2 separate regions of the Homo sapiens genome follow, and region 2 is linked to region 1. The links are chromatin loops, found by intact Hi-C in ENCODE. Cell type or tissue: PC-3. All regions are shown on one strand. Each heading gives the region's core, and the rest is flanking DNA. Links, peaks and the distances in the headings are about the cores only.

The links. A loop is a pair of places that touch in the nucleus more often than their neighbours do. Peaks named below come from ENCODE experiments on the same cell type or tissue, not always from the same donor. Only the 100,000 strongest peaks of a DNase experiment are listed, where the experiment ranks them.
Region 2: it touches region 1 in a loop (4-fold over the local background); 4 of 110 quality-filtered maps call a loop at or near these places.

What each region holds. Positions count from the first base shown.
Region 1 is chr2:229,336,527-229,348,220 of GRCh38, forward strand. No RefSeq gene overlaps it. Among named protein-coding and RNA genes, the nearest start is that of PID1, 71 kb to the left of the region's middle. In PC-3, for the core only: a CTCF peak has its summit at 6,063 (motif pointing right); no DNase peak of the experiment used is centred there; H3K27ac peaks cover 354 bases.
Region 2 is chr2:229,425,297-229,436,990 of GRCh38, forward strand. All of the region lies in intron 8 of DNER (delta/notch like EGF repeat containing), which reads right to left. Among named protein-coding and RNA genes, the nearest start is that of PID1, 160 kb to the left of the region's middle. In PC-3, for the core only: a CTCF peak has its summit at 6,240 (motif pointing right); a DNase peak (open chromatin) is centred at 6,245.

The DNA of each region.
Region 1 (11,694 bases), core at 4,514-7,013:
TATAAACACTTACATTTTCAGATAATTTTTAAAAATTTCATTCACATGTTATGAAAGTAATACATGGTGATTTTAATGTTTCAGTCAACCCAGGCTTGTCTAAAACAATGCCTCTCTCAACATGTAATGTGTATTCAACACACCTGAGAATCTTGTTATACTGTGGATTCCAAGCAGAAGGTCTGGGGGTGAGGCCTGAAATTCTGCATTATTTATTTATTTATTTATTTATTTATTTATTTATTTATTTATATTTTTTATTTTTTGAGACTGAGTCTTGCTCTGTCACTCAGGCTGGAGTGCAGTGGTGCGATCTCGGCTCACTGCAACCTCCGCCTCCCAGATTCAAGCAATTCTCCCTTTTCAGTCTCCCAAGTAGCTGGGACTACAGGTGCACGACACCATGCCCAGGTAATTTTTGTATTTTTAGTAGAGACAGGGTTTCAACTATATTGGTCAGGCTGGTCTCAAACTCCTGACCTTAGGTGATCCACCCACCTCAGCCTCCCAAAGTGCTGGGATTACAGGCGTGAGCCACCACACCTGGTCAAATTCTGCATTTTTTAAACCAACTCCAAGATAATGCAGATGATGCTATTAGGTTGGCACAACAGTAATGGCAAAAAACACAATTACTTTTGTGCCAACCTAATACAATGAGGCTAATAAATTTGGGTCTAGAAAATGTAACAGTCTCCCTCTATCACCAACCCACTCACAACCCATCTCTCTGATTATATTTAAGGCTATATTATGTCAGGTTCTATTATTCTATAATCTGTGTTCTTTACTAACCATAGAGAATGAGCATCCTTCCAGGTCAATGCCAAAAATGTAACTCATTCTTTTAACTGTATGCACAGAATTCCATAGGCAAAATGCCATGATTTATTCACTTTGCCCCTTACTGAGAGGGGGGATGTTTCTAAGTTTGGAGCCATTTTTAAGCTCACCCATATTCATCTTCTTTCTCTGTAGCTGAGAGAGGGACATAATTAGCAAGCTTACCTGGGCCTCACACCAAGCTCTGTACTCTTCCAAGTGAGGAAAGGTAGTTCAGAATGTCTCAGAATGAAATAATTGAACCAAACTCCACAGCAGACAGGAGCATAACTTTTCTGATTCTCCAGCCAAAGTATGATTCCTGCAAGAGATCTTGCTGGTCAACTAGGAGGCCCATGACATCACGGGATAAACAGAGTTCATCTTCCTTTGTGGCCAGTTTTACTTGAATTCCGTGGAGGCAAATCAATTCCTTATTTTCATATTAAAACACACATGTGTAATCAAAAATAAAACATAAAATTCACAGAAATTTTTTGATTAAATCATGAAAGCTCCAAAATATTTTCTTGCCTGTGGCCAGTTGCTTTAGACTCTCTGGAATACAGCTTATGCCTCTCTGCACTTAAGAGCAGTGTAAACGTAGCATTGAGAATCAGACATTAACTTGGTGCCACACCCTTATCTACAGGTGAGAAAACTGAGGCTCAGGGTGGTTGACTAACCTTAGACAGCTGATAAATTACAGCAGGTGAATAAGGTAGTCTGGACTGTTAAGATGAAAAAGCTTGTGAAGCTTTGCAGAGCTGAGAATGGTTTATAAATCACGATTTTAGTTCTGCAGTGGTCAAACCTTTCTGCATATTAAAATCAGTAGAGAAGCTGTTAAAGTCCCCAGTGTTCAGGTCCAATCAACACCAATTAAATTAGAGGTTTTGGGGGTAGGACCTAGATATCAGTCTTTTTTATAAATTCCCCCATGTGATTGCAGTGTTGAGCCAGGGTTGCCAGATTTCGCAAATAAAAGTATAGAAGACTCAATTAAATTTGAATTTCAGATAACTAATACATTTTTTACTCTAAGAACATCCCAAATATTGCCTGAGACATACTTAAGAGTTACTCATTGTTTATCTCAATTAAAATGTGACTAGGCCTCCTGAATTTTGTCTGAGCCCTCCCTGATGCAGGCAAGTTTGAGAGCAAGGCTTTAGGGGAAGTCTTTGACTGCAAGGGGGCCCAGGCAGCACTTCAAGGTCAAGGTGCCCAGCTCTGCACACTGATGGGTAACCCTCCATCCAAATTTGCCCAGTCTGAGATAGGATTCAGGAACCAGGTGGATGGCATCTTTCGAATCAACAGGGTCCTGGGCCTGACACTTGTGACTGTTCTCCAAAGACAGAAACACGGTGTAATTTATGGAAAAGTGAGTGAAGCAGGTGGTAGATATTAGTGGTTCACGATGCTCTGCTGCATGTAGTTTACGGCTTGCCAAAGCCTCTTTTCATCTGGTTCTGCAGATGTATACACAGGGCAAACAGTTGAGCCTCTGACCAGACCCTGAAAAAAGCTTAAATGCTCCCAGCAGGAGAAAGTCCTTTCTCATAAACACCAATTTCCTGCCATGAGCATCTCTGCGTTTTCTGAAAGTGACTACAGGTTGGTACTGGAACCCCCCTTCTTCCCCCCAACTTCTTGTCTCCTAGACCTGGTGACCGGGACACTGAGAAGCCCTCTGCCTACTTTTGCTGAAGTCTCTCAGGATTCAAAATGCAACCAAGCTGGGTACAGTGTTGCATACCTGTGGTCCCAGCCACTTGGGAGGCTGAAGCAGGAGGATTGCTTGAGCCCAGGAATTTGAGGCTATAGTGCAGTATGTTTGTGCCTGTGAATACTCACAGCACCTCAGCCTGGGCAACATAGCAAGACCCTATATCTTTCAAAAAATGCACCAAACCAGCAAGAAACAAAATATTTGTAAACCAGTTAGAATGGCAAACACTGAAATGATGAAAAGAGAAAGACAGCCAGGCATGGTGACTCACACCTGTAATCCCAGCACTTTGGGAGGCCCAGGTGGGTGGATCTCCTGAGCTCAGGAGTTTGAAACCAGCCTAAGCAACATGGCAAAATCCCGTCTCTACCACAAATACAAAAAAATAGCCAGGCGTGGTGGCGTGTGCCTGTGGTCCCAGCTACTTGGGAGGCTGAGGCAGGAGGATCATTTGAGCCTGGGAGGTCGAGGATGCAGTGAGCTGAGATCATGCCACTACACTCCAGCCTGGGTTACAGAGGGAGACCCTGTCTCTCCACCACCCCTCCCCTACCCCGAAAAAAAAAAGAGAGAGAGAGAGAGAGAGACTAGCCCTGGGAGCCAGTTGTTTTCTTCCTGGAACTGGGAGGTGAGGGTGCCAGGTGAAATGCTGACAGGTGGCCTCCACTGGAAGCCAGCAGCTGCTGGCCATGCAAAATTGTCTAAGGGAGTCATTCCATGGGCCAGACCTCCCAGAGCTCAAGAATTTCCAAATCCATCGTGACTCACAAACAACGAACTTATTACCAGGAAACATTGCTGTGAGCCACCGTGTTTGTCAAAGTGCTAATGTCCTTATATTTTAACCAGACAGTTCCGTAAACAGAGGGTCCTTTCCAGCACACACTTTCCTATTTGATCACTGTTTCTCTCTGGTTTCACACCTGTAAGTGGTATCCACGGGAAGCCGAAGTGGGCCCGACTTTGCACCATTTAACCAAGACCAGCTCCCATTCAAACAGACCCCAAATCCAGGACAAGCAACATGTGGGCTAGGGGAGTGTAAGGTGATGACGGGGCTTTTCGCAAAAGCACATGTGGAGGAAGCAGAGAGGAGGCTGGCTTCCTCCTGCCTGGTGTCCCAGACTCCCAGCCCAGGGAGCCAGCCAGCGGCCTTGCCACCCCCATTCTCCATGAGTGTCAGAGATTCCAGCCTCCCACCAGACACACACACAACCAATTAGCCCTTGCTTTCCCACTCCCTGAGTTCCAGATGGCCTTTGCCAAGACGGCCCTGTGGTCTTGCTCCAAACATGATCGATTACAGCCCAGAAAAACTCTTGAAGGCATTGGTTGCTTCTGAAGTTAAGACTATGAAATTACTTTTCTTCACTGAAGTCCCCTCTGAACTTTGGAAGCCACAAAATCCTTCCTGGAGCAAAAAGCCCATTTCATGGGGCTGCCTGAGCTCCCAGTGCAGCTCTCAGAGGCCACCATGACTCATGTGGCAGCAGTACACCCACAAGACCTCTGTGGCGAGGACACCATATGGTCACCAGGAGCAGCAGGAACAGCACCAGGCCAGCCTGGAGGGCCAGTGGGACAGGGGCCCAGCTCCCATGGATACAAATTCACCCCTGCTCCACTCGCTACATAACTGATTCACTCACCAAACATTTCTTGAGCTCCTGTTACGTTCTGATGCATTCTGGACCCTATGCTAGGCAATTGAAGATGAAACTCTACCTTCAAAAATCTCAGTTCACAAACCTCAAAGAAGGTATTTAGGAAGGCAGGAAGGCCTGCTGGAGAGGATGGTGCCTGCAGCAAGACAAAAAGACATGTCTGACATCTGGGGAGACAGAAAGCGTGGAAAGACCACAATGTCAGGAGTACCAAAAATAACTGCATCCCAAGAGTCTTCGTACACTCACCTGGCGAGGCACATCCAGTGAGCTGGCCAGAGGAAAGCCTCAGTGAAACTGGCCCAGGTTATGTAGAGAGAGGATCATTAGAGTTTTCCTGATAAAAGTGAAAAGTTAGAAATCTCTTGAATGTCCAGGCCAGGCACGGTGGCTCACACCTGTAATCCCAGCACTTTGGGAAGCTGAGGCAGGCAGATCACTTGAGGTCAGGAGTTCAAGACCAGCCTGGCCAACATGGTGAAACCTCATCTCTACTAAAAATACACACACACACAAAATTAGCCGGGTGTGGTGGTGGGTGCCTGTAGTCCCAGCTACTCAGGAGGCTGAGGCAGGAAAATGGCATGAACCCGGGAGGTGGAGCTTGCAGTGAGCCGAGATGGTGCCACTGCACTCCAGCTTGGGTGACACGGTGAGACTCCGTCTCAAAAAAAAAAAAAAAAAAAAATTAGCCAGGTGTGGTGGCGGGTACCTGTAATCCCAGCTATTCAGAAGGCTGAGACAGGAGAATTGCTTGAATCTGGAAGGCGGAGGTTGCAGTGAGCCGGGATCATGCCATTGCCCACCAGCCTGGGTGACAGAGTGAGACTCTGTCTCAAAAAAAAAAAAAAAAAAAAAGAAAGGAAAGGAAAGCAAGCAAGCAAGCAAGAAAGAAAGAAAGAAGAAATCCCTTGAATGTCCAATCGTGAATGTTAAACACATGATGAAAAGGTTAGAGAGAAACTATCTGATAGCTTGCTATGTGGCATTCATTCACTTATTTATTCATTCAACAAATGTTCATTGAGAACCTACTTTGTGCCTATCTGAAATCCAAGCCCTAGGAACACAGATATGAATAAAAGAAGAACTCTCCCTTATCACAGCTTATAGTTTAGTGGGAGATGTGTGTGTGCATGTGTGTGTGTGTCGCAACTTTAGATAAGCCAGTCAGAGTAGACTTTTATTGATCAATAGCCCCTAAAGACCTCTATTGGAAACAGTTGCACAAACAACCAGAATGCCACTGGAAGGACACAAGGGATAAGTATGGGATTGGAGCCCTTACCAAGGTCTTCAAAGGAATTTCAAGATCTGTGCATGGTGATAAATGGTCTGTATGTCTTGACTTTGGAGAAGGAGGCCTTTTGTAAAAATAGGAGCATAGTTTAATAATATAAACCTGAAGGCAGAAGGGCAAATCCCTGAAGAATATGATGATTTATACAAGTTAGAGCTTGCTGCCCAAGAAGAGCAAAATGATGCCCCAGGGGTCACCTCTGTGCTGGGCAGTTCTCTGAGGATGCAGTTGGGAGCTGGGAAATCCATCTGAGTGAGCACAGCACATGTCCATCCTCATCACTGCATCCCTGCTATTTAGGAAGGAGAAGACTTTCTTGTGGAAGCAAGAGCCAAAAAGTTGCTTCTCTCTGTGCAGCAAAGGCAAGATGAGAGAGCAATGGCTCCCAGCCCTTTTTAGTTAATGAATAGCTTAGAAACGAACCCATGTCCAGTGCAAAGCTCAAGAGAAGCCAAGGGAAGCAGAATCTGGAGGCAAACCTGACTGGCAGATCCCACACCAAATCCTCAGGTCCTCCTCGGTCAGCCAGCTCCCAGCCACTGGAGGGCGCCCCGAAAGTCTGAAAGAGGCAAACCCAGGTAAGCAGCCTTGTTTCCCCTGATTTCCCAGAGGAATCTGAAATTAGTTATTTCAGTCTGAGAGCATTTTGCACAGAAAGATCTATTCTTAATACAAATAAATGTACAATTAATAGATAAGTTCTGGCATCCTCTAGGAGCTAGATTTGGGTTATTTTCAGTCACAACTAGATTTAAATGTGCAACTGTGCTGTAAAACTTCTCTATTTTGTTTTGCAAAACTGCTCTATTTTGAGCCTAGACTTGCGCACTTGTGAGCTCACTGCAAGAGGGAGAGAACTCTTGGAAATGCAGCAAGGGCCCAAGTCCCTGCGAGTACACAGCCCCAATTGTTGGATTCTTGGATTCAGATTCTTAAATTGTTGTGCCAATGGTTTGACAGCAGGCAAATTGATGGATAGGCTTTATGGACAATAGTCAGGGTGGGAACAGAATTAATCAGCAATTATTTGTTTTATTACCTTCTCCCTCAAGATCAGAGCCTTCCTACTCTGAGCTGGCCTGAATGTCCTGTTCATGGATCCAGCTCAGCCCTGGGCACATGGCAAGTGGTGTCTGGCTCTTTTGCCTTCTACACCGTCTTCCCACTTCCTACCATCAGATACCCAAAGCCTCCAATGAACTCCCTCCTCAACTTCAGTTCCTTAAAGACAATCCACCTGAATCAATCTATTCACCCTGAACTGTTAGGACATGGCTCAAAACTTAGCCCAAAGCAAGCACAGAACAGTTGTTGGTTGAATCAGAGTCTCCAGTAAGCAAAGTCTTGGAACCTGTCACTTTCACAGCATGGCAGTGATTCCCACAATCGGGCAAGCTTGGGAAATTCTGATATGATACAGACACATTCATTCGGAATAATGGAAATAAAGGAATTGGGTAAGGGAGTGTGTTGGGACTGGAAAGAGTTCACTGATGCTTCTTAATCACTCAGATGTGATTGGGTGGGGAGAAGGATAGGAAACAGTGTGGAAGTCAATCACTCAACAAATCATGGATGCCTCTGGTGAGTGGGGCAAGAATGAAGGTGGAGTTTCCACCCAGAAAGGCCATACAATCTAGTAGAGCAAGCATCTAAACAAAACAGAAGGGGCTGGAAGAAAAGCTAGTTATGCCTTGGGAGCAATGCTTCTGGGGATGAGTCTGCCTTGGAAGAAAACAGCTGGAAATTGGTCCTGTCATTGTGAAATGGTGATTGCCTTCAAGGGAAATACCTGAGGAATGGCATGGCCATACCCATCCTGATGGAGGCGATCCAACCAGTCGCAGCCTTTCAAGAAAGTTTCACTCTGCTGAACCCTGAAAATAAGGCCTTGAAAAGCAAACGACCCACTTGTACATCAACCATCAGCTTAACCCCCTAGTGCCTCAGGTTTACCCACTAAATGTAGAGTTAATTCTACATTTAAAGCTGTTTGGATCACAGTTCACATTCAACTACGTAATTATTTATCATCACTAGCCTCTGAGACTATTTGAGAATTAAAGTAAATCCATTTATAGCACACCGTAAGACTCCTATAAAAGACAAAATGCATGAGTCATGTCCCTTGCTACCTGACAGAGGAACAGAAGCCTTTCCGAGTGAATATTATCCTGCGCCGAAAGCTTTCTTCCCTTAATCCCCTGAATTCAGAGCTGAAGCACTCACGAGTCTCTGTAACTTGAGTTGTGCTAACATGTTGAAGTGGTAAACAAGCAGAGTTACTCATCTCTTCCGAGGCCCATTTTTTTCTGTCTACATTCCAGCTCTGTCTTCTGAGCACATGGCTGACCACTGCATGGCCAATGGAGACCAGGGCTCTTTAGGAATAAGAATGAGTTCTTATGTGTTGAGTGTGAACAATGGGCCAGGAAACGTGCTGCAAGTGCTTCCAGCTATGTGATCCCATCTTCTGTTTCTTCATAGCACTGATGTCCCACTAACCCGGGGAGAGTCATCTCTCATTCTTCCTGGGCTCCAATCATCCCATCTGTAAAGTGAAAAGAGTAATTTTCAAACTGCCTCCACCCTTCAACCACAGGAAGCCTGAGTTGGTATGAAAAGCTTGGCTATCTTTCTGAAAGTGCCTTCTTCCCACACACCCTGCACACAAAGCTCAGAGCTAATTCTCATTCTTCATCTTCTGACCTAAGACTCAGAAGGAGCTTCTCTGTGCACCCACTGTTAACGGAGGGTGCCACGCAGTTCTAGGCTCTTGGTGTCCCGAATAAAGAATTGGACGAGACAAACAGATAGCAAAGCAAAGCAACAGAAGTTCATTAAGCACAGTATTACACTTTCAGGGCAGGAGAATGGACTGGCCTCTGTGAGATGAGATCAGCGTCAGTTTGGTGAAGTTTGAGTCTTTTTACGTGTTTTTTTCTTCTCTTCCCAAGGCTGCCTAATCTCTAGCCAGTGTCTGCCTTTTGATTGAGAGGTGTGTTGTTTAGTTACTTCGGCCTCCATGCACTTGCAAGCTGCCTCTATCCCATAATTTTAAGTACATGCATGATACGCAGCCCATATGCATGAATCTTAAGTAGCCAATTATCATACAGGGTTATGTGAAGGATACTTTTTCTCTCTAATGTGCATGCCTGTCTCTGAAGCGCTGCCCCTTCCTGGTTTGGTCCAGATCCTGCTGGCCATGAGGTCCTTGCTCACTTCTCTATCTTACTCTTTGTTTTGGCTGCTTAACATCCACCTCTTATCTTGCTTCTTGCTCACCCACCCCTTCATCTTGCTTCTGCTCTCTGTTTTTACTTATTCTGCCCTTTATCCAACTTTTAATTCCCTTTGCTATTCTCCTGCCTCATTTTCCCTATTCTCCTGCCTCACCACTGTTGTTAAGCAGAAAAAGGACCCTTGGTGTAGCTCCTGCTATCCAGGGCCATGGGCAATTCCTGGTCCTGCTGCCGTGGCACTCCTTTCCTTCCCTCACATAGCAATCTTGAAAAGCTGTGAGGGAACAACTTACTGTTACATAGTAGGCATTTAATAAACATTTGCTGAATGGATAAATTAATGAAGGTCTAAATGGATGGGTGGGGGTGGATGGACAGATGATGACTGGGAGATTGGGAACATGAGCTCTGGCCTGTGTCTTTCAAACAATGGAAATCTGGAAAGCTATTTAAACACTCTAGGACTGAATTTGCCCACCTTAAAAATGGCAGTGATAAAAGTTCCTACCTCAGAAGTTTGTTGTGAGGATTAAAGGAGACAATTTAGACAAATTGGTCAACACTGTGGCCAGTATTTTGTTACCTTTAATAAATGTCAACTACTTTTATTGGAATAGTGAGCACAGGTTATCTTATTACGAAGGAATTCTTGGCCGGGCACAGTGGCACATGCCTATAATCTCAGCACTTTGGGAGGTCGAGGTGGATGGATCACATGAGGCCAGGAATTCAGGACCAACCTGGCCAACAAGGAGAAACCCTATCTCTACTAAAAATACAAAAATTTGTTGGGCGTGGTGGCACACGCCTGTAATCCCAGCTACTTTGGAGGCTGAAGCAGGAGAATTGCTTGAACCTGGGAGGCGGAGGTTGCAGTGAGCCAAGATTGTGCCACTGCACTCCAGCCTGGGTGACAGAATGAGTGAGACTCCATCTCAAAAAAAAAAAAAAAATTAGAGTTCTTGAATCACTCTAAATCATGAAAAGGCAAGACATCTACAGAATTCAGTATTTTAGATCTAGAAGCACACTGCTGACTCCACACCCCTAGACCAGTCATTAGACACTGGTGGGTCATGAGGAAGCATTTGAGAACACTACCTGCGCCTTACACAGTGAGTGCTCAGGGAAGATTTGTCATATGAATGGATGGAATGAATTGCATGAGTGAGACAATGAATGAATGAACAAATGAATGAATGAATGGACAGATGGAAGAAATAAAAAGCATAGAAGGAAAAACAGATTGTCTAGCTCAATAGTTTCATTCAGGGGTAATTTTGACCCCCCAGAGGATATTTGGAAATATCTGGAGACATTTTTGGTTGTCACAACTGGGAGGTGCTCCTGGCATCTAGTGGGTAGTGGCCAGAGATGCTACTAAACATCCTATAATGCACAGAACAGCCCTCAACAGGAAACCATTTTCCAGTTCAAGATATTAATGGTGCAGAGCTTGAGAAACCCTGGTCTAGTTCATTGGTTTTAAAACTCTGCTCTACCATAGAATGTCTGTCTGTCTCTCTCTTTCACATGCACACACACACTCTGTGTAACGTACGTGTGTGTTTTGAAATAGATCCTCCTAAAAGCTTGATCTCAGGACCACATTGTATGTTTATTATACTCTTTATGACAAGGGATTTACAGACACGTCACTGTAAGAAAAATCATGCTATAATGAGTTAAATTGAAATTCCCCATGGGAGTCACTTTTCTGAAAGGATGCAAGAGTTGCTTGGCTCTGACATAAGGCAACCACAATATCTGAATTTCAAATTGTTAAGGGGCCTTTTGGGTTGGGAAAGCAGGAAATTGCCTTATTAAAAGATAATTTAACCATAAAGTATTTTCTGCATAGACTCATTTAATAATAAAAGGATTTCAATGTTGTGAACATTCTCATTAGTAATTTGGAGATTTTCAAATAAACCAGCAGAAAAATGACAACAATTGGTTGTCTATGGGTCTCTTCTGCCACACAGTAGCCTGGGAATGTGTCTGTGGGTTAAATTTTAATCTGCAGATTAGAAAATTATAAATGACTAGCGTGGAAATTCATCCAAGAAAAACCTACATTACAAAATCATGGAGCTGCTGATTCAGTCCAGAAGCTGAGGTTTATAAGACACTATAATTTATTTCTGCCTGAATCCCTGCAGCAGGGTCTTCCTCCCTGACCAACACATGACCTTTGCTTTCTCCCTGGCATGGAAACAACCCCAACCCTACCCAAAAGTTTTTCAGCTCCTGCCCGACTCCCAATTCTCCATTTACCCACCCTCTCTCTTGTACTTTTCTTTGGTGGTCTTGTTTTTTAAGCTCCATTATTTAAAAGTTTATATACAGTAAAAGGCATGGATCTTAAGTCTATAATTGGATGTCATTGGACAGATGCTTTTCTCTTGCTACAATCACTCAAATCCAGACACAGACCATTTTCATGCCCAAGAAATGTCCTTTGTGCCCCTTTCCCAGTTAATACCCCCACCCTCCAGAGGCAAAGACTGTTTGGATTTCTATCACCATAAATTGGTTTTCCTAGATTTGGAATTGCACATAAATAGAATCATGCCTTAGGCCCTCTGCTGTGTCTGGTTTTTTTTTTGTTGTTGTGTTGTTTTGTTTTTTTTCCTCAACATTAACGCCTGTGAGATTTAGACGTGTCACTGCATATTTCAGTACTTCTTTCCTTTTTATTTTTTAATGGTATTCTATTGTATTGGGGACAATTATAAATAAGGTTGCCATAAATATTCTTGTACAAAACTCTTTTAAACAAACACATGCTTTTGTCACTCTTGGGCATTTACCGAGGAGTAAAATTGCTGGGTCCTAGCGTTGTGCATGCTCACCCTAACCTTGCACAATGAAGCTCCAGCCTGACTCCATTGTTTTTAGTCCCTCAGAAGTGTCCGCTCTCACCCT
Region 2 (11,694 bases), core at 5,017-7,516, 89 kb after region 1:
CTGTGTCCTTGGATTGGGACTCCTCTCTGTGCCCCCTATGAAGCCTCCAGCCACATGGTGAAGCTGGTTTCTAGCTAGTGCTCTTCCTACTTTTCACATGAAAAGACCACAGCCCTACAGCCTTGACCAGTTCAGCAAAGGCACGGTGGAGCCCAGATTCCAGCCCACAGACCCTGACCTGCTCCAGAACAGGACACTTTGCTGCATAAAGGTCTTAAGAGTCACTCAATTCCTACTCTCCCCAGTAAAAGGCAAAGCCTTCCATGGCCTTTCACCATCTTCCCTCTCAACACTGTCGCAAGGCAGGATTTAAACATCAATCCAGGACCCACCGGCTCTGGTTCCACAGTGTGTTTGCTCACAGGAGTACTTTCCCTCTCCCCGCCCGTCCCTCATCACACTCAAAAATATCCAAAACTGTAAGATTCTAGCTGTAGCCAGATGGCTTTCACACTTCGTGCAACAAATTCCCAGCGACTCATCTGTCAGTATCACCTCTGGAGCGTGATTTGTGCTTCCTGCTGCCTCAGGCAAACAGGACCTTCGAAGACCATGGTGCTGTGATCAGGACAACCAGGGGGAGGTCATGCCACTCACTCCCCTCGTACAGACTGAATTCAAGGCAAGAGTGAATTTACGGTGTTTGGGGCTTTTATTTGTTTTTACTTTATAGTCAGGCTGAAGTGAGTGCAGGGCTGTGAAGAGTGGTTCCTTTAATGATGCAACACAACTCAAAGGATGTTTTCCCTTCTTTTCAGCATGAGTGGATAAAATGTGAAAACCCATGACTTTCTGATTCAAGTCTAGGCCAGTTCCTGGGAGATCAAATATTCCACCTCACCCATAGTAGTTAAAGATATGGGGGCCGGGCGCGGTGGTTCACACCTATAATCCCAGCACTTTGGGAGGCCGAGGCGGATGGATCACAAGGTCAGGAGATCGAGACCATCCTGGCTAATACTGTGAAACCCTGTCTCTACTAAAAATACAAAAAATTAGCTGGGCGTGGTGGCGGGTGCCTGTAGTCCCAGCTACTCCAGAGGCTGAGGCAGGAGAATGGCGTGAACCCAGGAGGCAGAGCTTGCAATGAGCCAAGATTGCGCCACTGCACTCCAGCCTGGGTGACAGAGCGAGACTCCATCTCAAAAAAAAAAAAAAAAAAAAAAAAGATATGGGTCACAGAGAAAATAATCCTATTATATTAACATGATTGTGAGCTTTCAAATTCTGGCTAAACTCACTGGTGGTCATAGAGCCCTTTGGCGCTCTGGAATGTGGGACAAGATGCATTCATTTTGCTGTGTAGAGCTTTATTTCAAGGGAATCTGTGTGGGTGCGTGTGTGTGTGAGTGAGTGTGTGCATCTATCTCCCTTAGCCTCTCTTGTTGCTGGCAGGTTCATAATAGAAATCGATTAAAGAACAGAAATAAGAACAGAGGCAAGCATCTGGGCTCACATTAATCCTATTAAGTGTTCAGATGCTCTCGTTTAAACGAACCTGCTGGTTTTGATAACTGCACAGGTTTTCACTGAGTAATCGTGCTTCTGTCACACACACACACACAACACACACAATAAAGCCAGAAAATACTTGTGAACATGGAGGAAGTTGTGTAAGTCAATGCAGAGCATTCGTTGGTGTGTGGCAGACAATAGCTGCTGATGTTTCTTATTTCTTTAGTCTCTAATTTCTTATCCTTTTATTGCTCATGGCAACTAAGCCAGAAAAGAAAATAAATGTCAGAAGACCCAAATCAGTCAATATTTTCACTTGCTGTGATTTTTATAAACATTAAATTGAAAGGACTAAAGACAGAGGCTAAATTAAAGTTTTTGACTGTAAAACCTCCCTATTATTTATGTTACTGAGCCATCTACAAATTTCCATCTCCCTCCCTGGGCTTCCAAAAGGATGGATGATGAAAAGCCAGCTCTAAATCATATCCTCACTGTTCACACCATGAGTTTATATTCTCCCTCAGTGCAGAGGCTCTCTGGCTTTAATAGCCACATGGGGAAGGTTGGTAATTCTCTGTTTCTCATATTTGCCTCCTTGATCGATTCATTCTTTAAGTCAACAAATAGTTATTCAATGCCTGCTATGTGTCAGGCACTGTGCTAGTCACTGGGGCTATCTGGTGAGTAAAAACAGATAAAGTGCCTTTACTGGGGCGCTTATGAGGGGAAAAACATCAATCAATCATTCAAGTCAATGGAAAATCATAACTGGGAAGTATAAGCAATGAGGGGCCTGGTGTTCCAGGAGGGAGGAGAGGGAGGAGATGCAGGAGAGCTGACCTTGCCCCAGGGAGGCTGCCAGGAAGAGGGGAAAGTGAGCTAAGAGGGAGGGGTGTGCAGAAGAATGATGAGAAAATTCAAGGCAGGAAAAGCTGTGGGTGCAAAAGACCCACGGTAGAGGGACCACGGCTTGTGATTTGTTCCAGACATGGATTGCAACCCACTGTAGAGCAAAGGGCAGAGAAGAAATAAGAACACTGGGCTGGGCATGGTGGCTCACGCCTGTAATCCCAGCACTTTGGGAGGCTGAGGCGGGCAGATCACGAGGTCAGGAGTTCGAGACCAGCCTGACCAACATGGTGAAATCTCGTCTCTACTAAAAATGCAAAAATTAGCCAGGCGTGGTGGCACACACCTATAGTCCCAGCTACTTGGGAGGCTGAGGCGGGAGAATTGCTTGAACCCGGGAGGCAGAGGTTGCAGTGAGCTGGGATCGCACCACTGCATTCTAGCCTGGGTGACAGAGCGAGATTCCATCTCAAAAAAAAAAAAAAAAAAGAGAAAAAAAGAAAAGAAAAGAGAAACAGGCAGGTGTCAGGCCTGGTGGTATCTTTCATGTGGGTGGTGGGGGGATACAAAATCAGATTTGCATTTCAGAGAGATTGCTCCAGCTACCCTTTGGAGAATGGGGATAAGACCTGCAAGAATCAATGTGGAGAAATCAGTGAAGAGGCTGCTGCAATCGTCTCGGGAAATCACGGCTGGGATGAGAGTGGTGACAGGGCCATGTGGAATATAAATGTCAAGAGCCATTTAAACAGTAAATAGAAATACCTGGTAATGAATAGAATGTGAAGGGTGAGAAGGAAGGAGAGGTGGAAGGGGAGGCCCAGATTCCTGGCTGTTTTGTCCAGAGATACTGCAATTTCTTTCAAAGGAGTGCAGGAATTGACATTTATTGAGTCCCCTTCTATGGGCCAATTTCTCTTCTAGGCACTTTAAAATACAACAGAAGCTCATTAGAAGGAAGGGGCTGGGGAGGGGAATGGAGTGGAAGGGAACCATATTCTAGAAGAAGCAGATCTTAATTGAACAAAAAGAATTGACAGGTTCTCCCAGAAAAACGGAAGTGATTTGAAAAAAAAAAAAATCAGTTCATTTTAATGAGTATTTGCTGAAATCTGACTATATAGCCAAGCATTGAACTAGTTGCTGAGGGGTTCAATTGTGCTGTAGTTAAGAAAGAAAGGCCTTATGTAAGAAGACACAAGAAGTCAGAGGTGGAGGGAGGGCAGAAAAAGAGAGAGCAGGATCAGGGGAGCATGGGATGGGTAGAGAGGAAGAGCAAAAGAGAGACCCAGAGTTATCAAGATGGAGACAGAAAAGAAACAGAGAAAGAGACATAGAAAGAGAAAAAGCCAAAAAGATAAAATAGAGAGAAAGAAAAACTGGTCCAGAACATGATGGAATTACACTGGGCAGACAGCAAGGTCGCTGCCAGAAATGTTGTGGGCCCCTGCAGAGTGATGTCTCCAACTGGCGTAATGACCTTGAGCACTGCCCTTGGAGGGTCACCAAGATGGTGGAGCATATGGGGGCTGGGGGTACAATGTGAGAGTTTGAGAGACAATGGGACACAGCAGGATTCTTGCTTCCCAAGTGAAATACATATTCTTGCTTCCCTTATTAAAATAAAATGTATTTGATGCTATTTTCTTTTTATTAAGTACTTTTTGTAACTCAGTATTGAGAGTGTTTCTAGATGGGGAGCACTGGACCATCAGGCATACAGTTGCAGCTCAGTGCCAGTGTGTCACATCTTCCATTAAGGCCATTCATGGGCACTTGTGGCAACAGAGGATACTTATAAAAGGAGGAGTTTCTGCCTCTCCCTTAGGAGGACACGGGCCTGGCATTGTCCGTGAGGTGGTAACACAAGGGAAGCATTAAGCACAATGCCTGGCGTAAGCACATCATGATGTGATGTGTGGTCACCTGGCCTGTGAGGCAAACGTGATTTTAAAAGACAACCTGGGTGCCGTACTTCTGAAATAGGTGCCCACCTTGCAGACACAGCAAAGGCCCTAAGCACCATAGCCCTGAAGGACGCCATTACCCTGAGCCATAGTTTCACATGGTCAGCAAAGACCGCTTACTAGAGAAGCACAATAGCACCAGCTCAGCACTGACATGGTGCCTGGCTGATTAGCCCAGATTTCACCACCCAGGAACTTGAAGATCTAAATTTTTCCAATACGAAACAGCCTGTTTATGTTTGGCTTTTTAAAACCTACCCTTTTTCCTTTTCATAGCCCCATCCCCTGAGATTAACCTCGGGGCTGGATCTGGTTTCCTGCTTGGCAGTAAAACTTCGATTCACTGCTCAATATTTGATTCCAAACTCTGCATTTTCTCTTTAACAACAGGCTGTTCTCCTCTCATTTCCTTAGCACACAGGTTGAGGAATATAGAAGATGCTTGATCAAACTGGGTAAATTGAATTTGCTAGAAAAATAGAATCAGAGGGCCAAATAACCTTTGCATACATAAATACAGAAGAGTTCTTTTCTTTACCAGTGCCTGTTTTGCACAAACATGCATTAAAAGGCTTGGAAAAACATCTTCCAAAATTGACAATTGTTTTGTTAAGGGATTCTTTTATTAATTTAAATATGTATATTCATGTTTTCTAATTTTCCATTAACAGAGATATGTTATTGTGTGATATAAGCGGGTAATATCATCCATGCTGTGATGGTTAATACTGATTAACTGATGGTTAATACTGAGTGTCAACTTGATTGGATTGAAGGATACAAAGTATTGATTCTAGCTGTGTCTGTGAGTCTGTTGCCAAAGGAGATTAACATTTGAGTCAGTGGGCTGGGAAAGGCAGATCCACCCTTAATCTGAGTGGGCACCAGCTAATCAGCTGCTAGCATGACTAGAATATAAGCAGGCAGAAAAATGTGAAAAGAGAGACTGTGACCTAGCCTCCCAGCCTACATCTTTCTCCCGTGCTGGATGCTTCCTGCCCTCGAACATCAGACTACAAGTTCTTCAGTTTTGGAACTCGGACTGGCTCTCTTTGCTCCTCAGCCTGCAGATGGCCTATTATGTGACCTTGTGATCGTGTGACTTAATACTTAGTAAATATATATATATATATATATTCCATTAATTCTGTCCCTGTAGAGAACCCTGACTAATACACATGTTTTATGGGTATTTTATTTGTAGTAACACAACTCTAAATTATGTCACCGATTACAAGGGAAATGATGACCATTCTTTATGTCTAACCCTTGATTGGCAGTAAGGAAAACAGATAATATTAGAAAAACCCTAACTTTTTAAAATATTTTTTTAGTGGAGAGATAAGAACATTTCCTATAGTCTATAAAGGGAAAAGACTAGACTTATTAGAGGAGATTTTCTGAGATGCAGGGAACAGACATTATAATAAACGCACTGCTAGTAAAGAAATTGTTTTTTAAAAGAAGAATTATACTTTTTAATATGCAGAAAAGAAAATCTTTGAAGATGTTAAAAATTCTGTAACTTCTGTAGATGTACTGAGTGTAAATCATAATTAATTTATATTTGGAAAGGAAACAGTTCTTAAATATACAGTAAAAACCAAACGACCACTATCTGGAGTTATCTCCTTAAAAATGAGCATTCTCCCTCAAAAACATTTAAGAAAATCTGGGACTATATGGAAGACGACAGCTCACTTGTGACTGTGCTTATGAAGGACACTGGAAGCCAGGAGAAATTGGCAGTGAACCTGCTTTAACGGAAACAGTGTCTAAAGGCCTTTGACTTTAAACTTGTCCATCATCTGGGGAATCTTTCTAGCCATGTTGATCTAAACATTTCTGAAAGCTTTCTCTTGGAATTGGCTTCAGGACTAGGTTACAAACTAGTCACACTGAGAAAAATCAATCTCTTCACAATGTTTTAGCTATGTCTTATGACTTTTTTTTTTAATGTTGCTTTTGGCCACTAGAGGGTGGATTCTACTTATTATCTAGGCAAGTGAAAAAGGAAAAAAAAAAAGTTACTCAGGAGTTTAACAAAAGAGGAGGACTAAAAAGATAAGTGTGGGGAGGGGGGAGGGATAGCATTAGGAGATATACCTAATGCTAAATGACGAGTTAATGGGTGCAGCACATCAGCATGGCACATGTATACATATGTAACTAACCTGCACATTGTGCACATGTACCCTAAAACTTAAAGTATAATAATAATTAAAAAAAAAGAAAAAAAAGATGTCTTTTACAAAAGGAAATAGATGGCACAGAGGGATGCAAATGAATCTGCCAGGTTATATTTAAAGAAGAAATCCCATTCCCTTTAATAATAAAACATAACATTCAAATATTTCTCTACAGCTTGCAAATTCACCAATATGTCCTCTATAAACATATGGTGTCTACAGTTTAAATTATCCATTGTAAAGTGGCCTATTTTTCTTACTTTTTATTTAAAATATTTTTAATGCAAATGTTTGTAATACCATGATTAAAGCACCAAGATTAAATACTAAGTATAATGACAAAATAATATTTTATAATTTGAGTTAAAGATTATTGTGCTATGTGTGTTTACATATAAACAGTAAGAAAAGCATTTTAATAAAATAATCCCATACCCTCAATTGATTATCTAGCATGTTTATAAACACATAAAAATGGCTGGTTTATAATTGAGGTGAGGAAGATGATAAGAAAGTTTAGAAAAGCAAAGGTAGACATACACCCTCACATTCCAGAAGTTTTTCATTATGGGATGCACAAAGATGGGTGCTGGGGCCAGCAAAGGCAACAAATGGGTGGGAGGGGGGAAAATCAAAGACTAAGACTCTATTATGGCACTTTGAAGAGAAAATAAAACCTAGATAATTACTTTTACACAAGTATGCATACTAACAAAGAGAAATTTTAAACGGTATAAAAGTATAGAAGAGTTTTAAAATGTTTATTTCCTTTTAATTTATTTCACAATCAATTGGTTAAATTTGGTTTAGTTGACCTCTTAGTTACTAATAGACATTCATTTGAGGTATCCGCACTCATCACACTTGGGTCTCAGTGCAGTCCCCAGACCAGCAGCATCAACACCACCTGGGAACTAGTTAGAAATGCGTGTTCTCAGGTCACACTCAAGACCCGCTGATTCAGGGACTCTAAGGGTAGGGCCCAGAACTCCATGACTTAAACCCTCTAACATGGTTCTGATGAGCACTCAAGTTTGAGAGCCACTAAGCTATAGAATAGAAAAGTATACAACGTCTCCCACAATCTCTGACTCTCACAAATGCGGGGAAATGGTAGGGGTTGTCCAAGGAAAATGCTACATATAGTGTGGTTATGGGATTTTTTGTGTTTTGTTGTTGTTGTTGTTGTTGTTGTTTTGAGATGGAGTTTCACTCTGTCGCCCAGGCTGGAGTGCAAAGGCGCAATCTAGGGTCACTGCAACTTCCGTCTCCTGAGTTCAAACAATTCTCCTGCCTTAGCCTCCTGAGTAGCTGGGATTACAGGTGCCTGCCACCGTACCTGACTAATTTTTGTAATTTTAGGAGAGACAGGGTTTCACCATGTTGGTCAGGCTGGTCTCGAACTCCTGACTATGTGATCCGTCCGCCTTGGCCTCCCAAAGTGCTGGGATTACAGGCGTGAGCCACCGTGCCCAGCCGGTTTTGTATTTTAACAGCCATGGCATCTCCTAAGCGCGTTTAACTAATCCAACCGCAAAACATATGGTCAGAACATGTACCAGCTATGGGCATATAAATAAACCAACAGTGAAACATATAGTCAAATGATCTACCAGCCATCGGCACATGGACTAAAGGAAGCTACCCTCCTCTCGAGGTTTACATAAGGGAAAAAAGTAACACAAAGGAATCCCAAAGTGACAACAAATGACGTATTGGAAAAGAAAGGCCAGAATGAGGGAAAGTAATAAGGATATAGCTGTGGCACAATGTGTTCTAGTTCCTCACTGTATGACTAGGAGTCACACATGCCTAAGCGGAATGAGGATAAACAAGTTCATATTCAAATTCGTGAGGGCAATTTTTCCCACATCTCTGATCTAGCTTCCTTAACCCACAGGAATAATATTTTTGCAGAAAGGAATGTCAGAAAATGGAAGATATTAGAAGTATTTAATACAGCACCAAGATTAAGATTTTGAGTAACATACAGACCAGTAGGTAATATTAAAAATAATATTATAGTTTTGTAAAGATTAAGTGTGTTTCAAATTGACTATCATATACTAGACATTTGTGAATTAGCTTTTTGCATTCCTAATTATCTTGCCGAAAATTTGCTCTGAAGGTAATTTATGTTGCTTATCTTTTAAAATATATTTTGAATAAAACATAAAAGCTCTACTTTAAAAAGGAAAGAAAGAAAAAAGCATAAACAATCTAAGGTAACAATTTTTGCAAACCAAAAATTGGGAACCATGATCTGACAAAGTTGCGCTGTTTCCAATTATATATCAGAGGTGGCCTCATAGATACATAGTTTGGTAGCAAAGTATTTGTGTGATGGAAAACAAAATACTGTGACTGGGATTATTCCAGAAAATTTTGGTACACGGAGTCCACAATGCAGACCACGATTATCTTTCTGGCTGTATTTACTTTCATTCCCCTATCACTGGGGACATTCACAGGCACAATGCAATCGTGTCATCCTCTAAGCTTTCTATTAGTCATTGCCATTCTCGAGTAAATATGCTAAATCCTAAATATTGTTAAACACCAGGGAAATTTCTCATGATCCTTTAAGAACAGTTTTAGAAGCACACACCTTCCACTTGGCCACTATCCCTAAGGGCTACAAATGCCCAAGGGCTGAAGCTGACAGTCAGGACTTCAGCTAAAGAATTTCATGGGGAAATTCAGCCTTGATGCAACTGGATTACAAAGAAAATTTCAAAATGTAAATAAATCAGAAATGACAACTCAATTATATGAGTAAATTCTGAATTCTCTTCCAACTTTCTTTATTAAATTAAGGATGCCTAAACACACAGCATTTGTTCATTTAAGAGTTGATAAAGCAGTGAAAAATCAGAAGTGTGTTTTTATTTGGTGACTTAAGATTCTAGGAGAATATATATGTTAATAACCTGAAGGGAAAAATGAAACTTCTTTGAAATAAAGCCAGGAACAAGGCTCAATCTATATGGAATTATGAGGTAAGTAAAGAAGTTTTCTCCTAGACATTCCTTATCACTTGAGTAGGCAAGTTCAGGGGACCTCACCATTTCTTTTCAAGCAACCAAAGATTAAACACTGTTTTTCAACTTTCTTTCTCCTCAAATCTGCTTACATATATAGAGACAATTTATATATATATATATATACACACACACACACACACACACACGTGCACACACACACACAGACACATCACATCACATTCTTCACATATTTAGGTTTAAGGTTATGGTAGATTGAAAAAAAAATAGCTACAAGTTCTGTGCAGCTCCTCCTATCAAGAAACAGAGTCTATAAGCTTGGCCCTGTGACTTGCTCATGCCACTGGGACATTGGCAAACAACAGAAGAAGCAGCTTTAAAGAGAGCATGCATATGGGACCTTGTGTTCTGTTGCTGCTTTCGGAACCCTACAATCGTGGGAAGAAGCCCCGACTGGTCTGCTGGATGAAGAGAGACATGTGGCTTAGTTGCCCCCATCACTCCAGCTAACTGCCAGCAATATAAGAGGGGTCATCCAGGACCCGGCAGTCCCCAGCTGGCTTGCCAGCTGACCACAAAAGCATGAGTGGGCACATGGAATAGAGAAGAGACATCCCAGCTAAACCCTGCCCAAATTATCAACCCACAGAATCACAAACAATAAGTGGTTTTCTTAAGCCATCAAGTCTTGGAATGTTTTGTTACACAGCAATGACTAACTAATACAAAGGTTGATTGCCAGGTACAATGTCTAACTTAAATAAATAAAACCACAAAGATAAACTTTTAGGCATCAGAGACCTGGTAAAAAAGGTATTTTTACGGAGTAGTAAAGAGGAGTCTTCTCAAAATAGTACCACCAGGTACTACATATTCCTTAGTTTAGACCTACTTTAATTGGGCTTATCCAATCTAAAAGCAACACCTACTAATGAATTGAACCTAGGACATTCACTCTGATCTGAGGCATCAGAAACCATCTGGTAGAGTAAAATTGAAACATGATCTTGGTAATCATCAACATATCATTAAGACTTCAGTCCAACCAACTAAGGACCTCTTTAGGCAATTCCTATAAAACCAAGTGGGATTGTAATTTTTTAATGATTTTGGCAATATGTTTATTCACAATATAAACTGTTTGGTAAAAGATAAACATGTGCCTAACAAGTTAACAACATTTGATTGTGATTTTTTTTAACTTTTATTTTAGGTTCAGGGATACACAGGCAGGTTTTTCATATAAGTAAATTACATGTCTCAGGGGTTTGGTGTACAGATTATTTTCTCACCCAGGTAATAAGTATAGTACACAGTAAGTAGTTTTTCGACCCTCATCCTCCTCCCCACTCAAGCAGGATCCAGCGTCTATTGTTCCCTTCTTTGTGTCCATATGTACTCGAAGTTTAGCTCCCACTTATAAGCGAGAACATGAAATATTTGGTTTTCTGTTTCTGTATTAGTTTGCTTAGGATAATAGCCTGTGGATCCATACATGTTACTGCAAAAGACATGATCCCCTGCTTTTTCATGACTGCACAGTATTACATTGTGTATATGTACCACTTTTTAAAAATCCAGTCTACCACTGATGGGCATTTAGGTTGATTCCGTGTCTTTGCTATTGTGAATAGCGCTGTGATGAACATATGTATGTATGTGTCTTTCAAATTCAGGAAATGCAGAGAACACCTATGAAATACTACAAAAGAAGGCCATGCCCAAGATAGTCATCAGATTCTCCGATGTCAAAAATGAAAGAAAAAATGTTAAAGGCAGCTAGAGAGAAGGAGCAGGTCACCTACAAAGTGAACTCCATCAGACTAACAGCAGACCTGTCAGCAGAAACCCTACAAGCCAGAAGAGATTGGGGACCTGTATTCAACATTCAAAAGAAAAAAAAATTATAACAAGAATTCCATGTCCAGCCAATCTAAGCTTCATAAGCAAAGGAGAAATAAGATGCTTTTTGAACAAGCAAATGTTAGGGGAATTTGTCACCACCAGACCTGCTTTACAAGAGGTCCTGAAGGAAGTGCTAAATATGGAAAGGAAAGACCATTACCGGCCACTACAAAAACACACTTAAGTACATAAAGCAGTGACACTATAAAGCGGTCACACAAGCAAGTCTGCACAATAACCAACTAAAAACATGGTGACAGGATCACATCCACACATATCAATACTAACCTTGAATGTAAATGGGCTACATGCCCCAATTAAAAG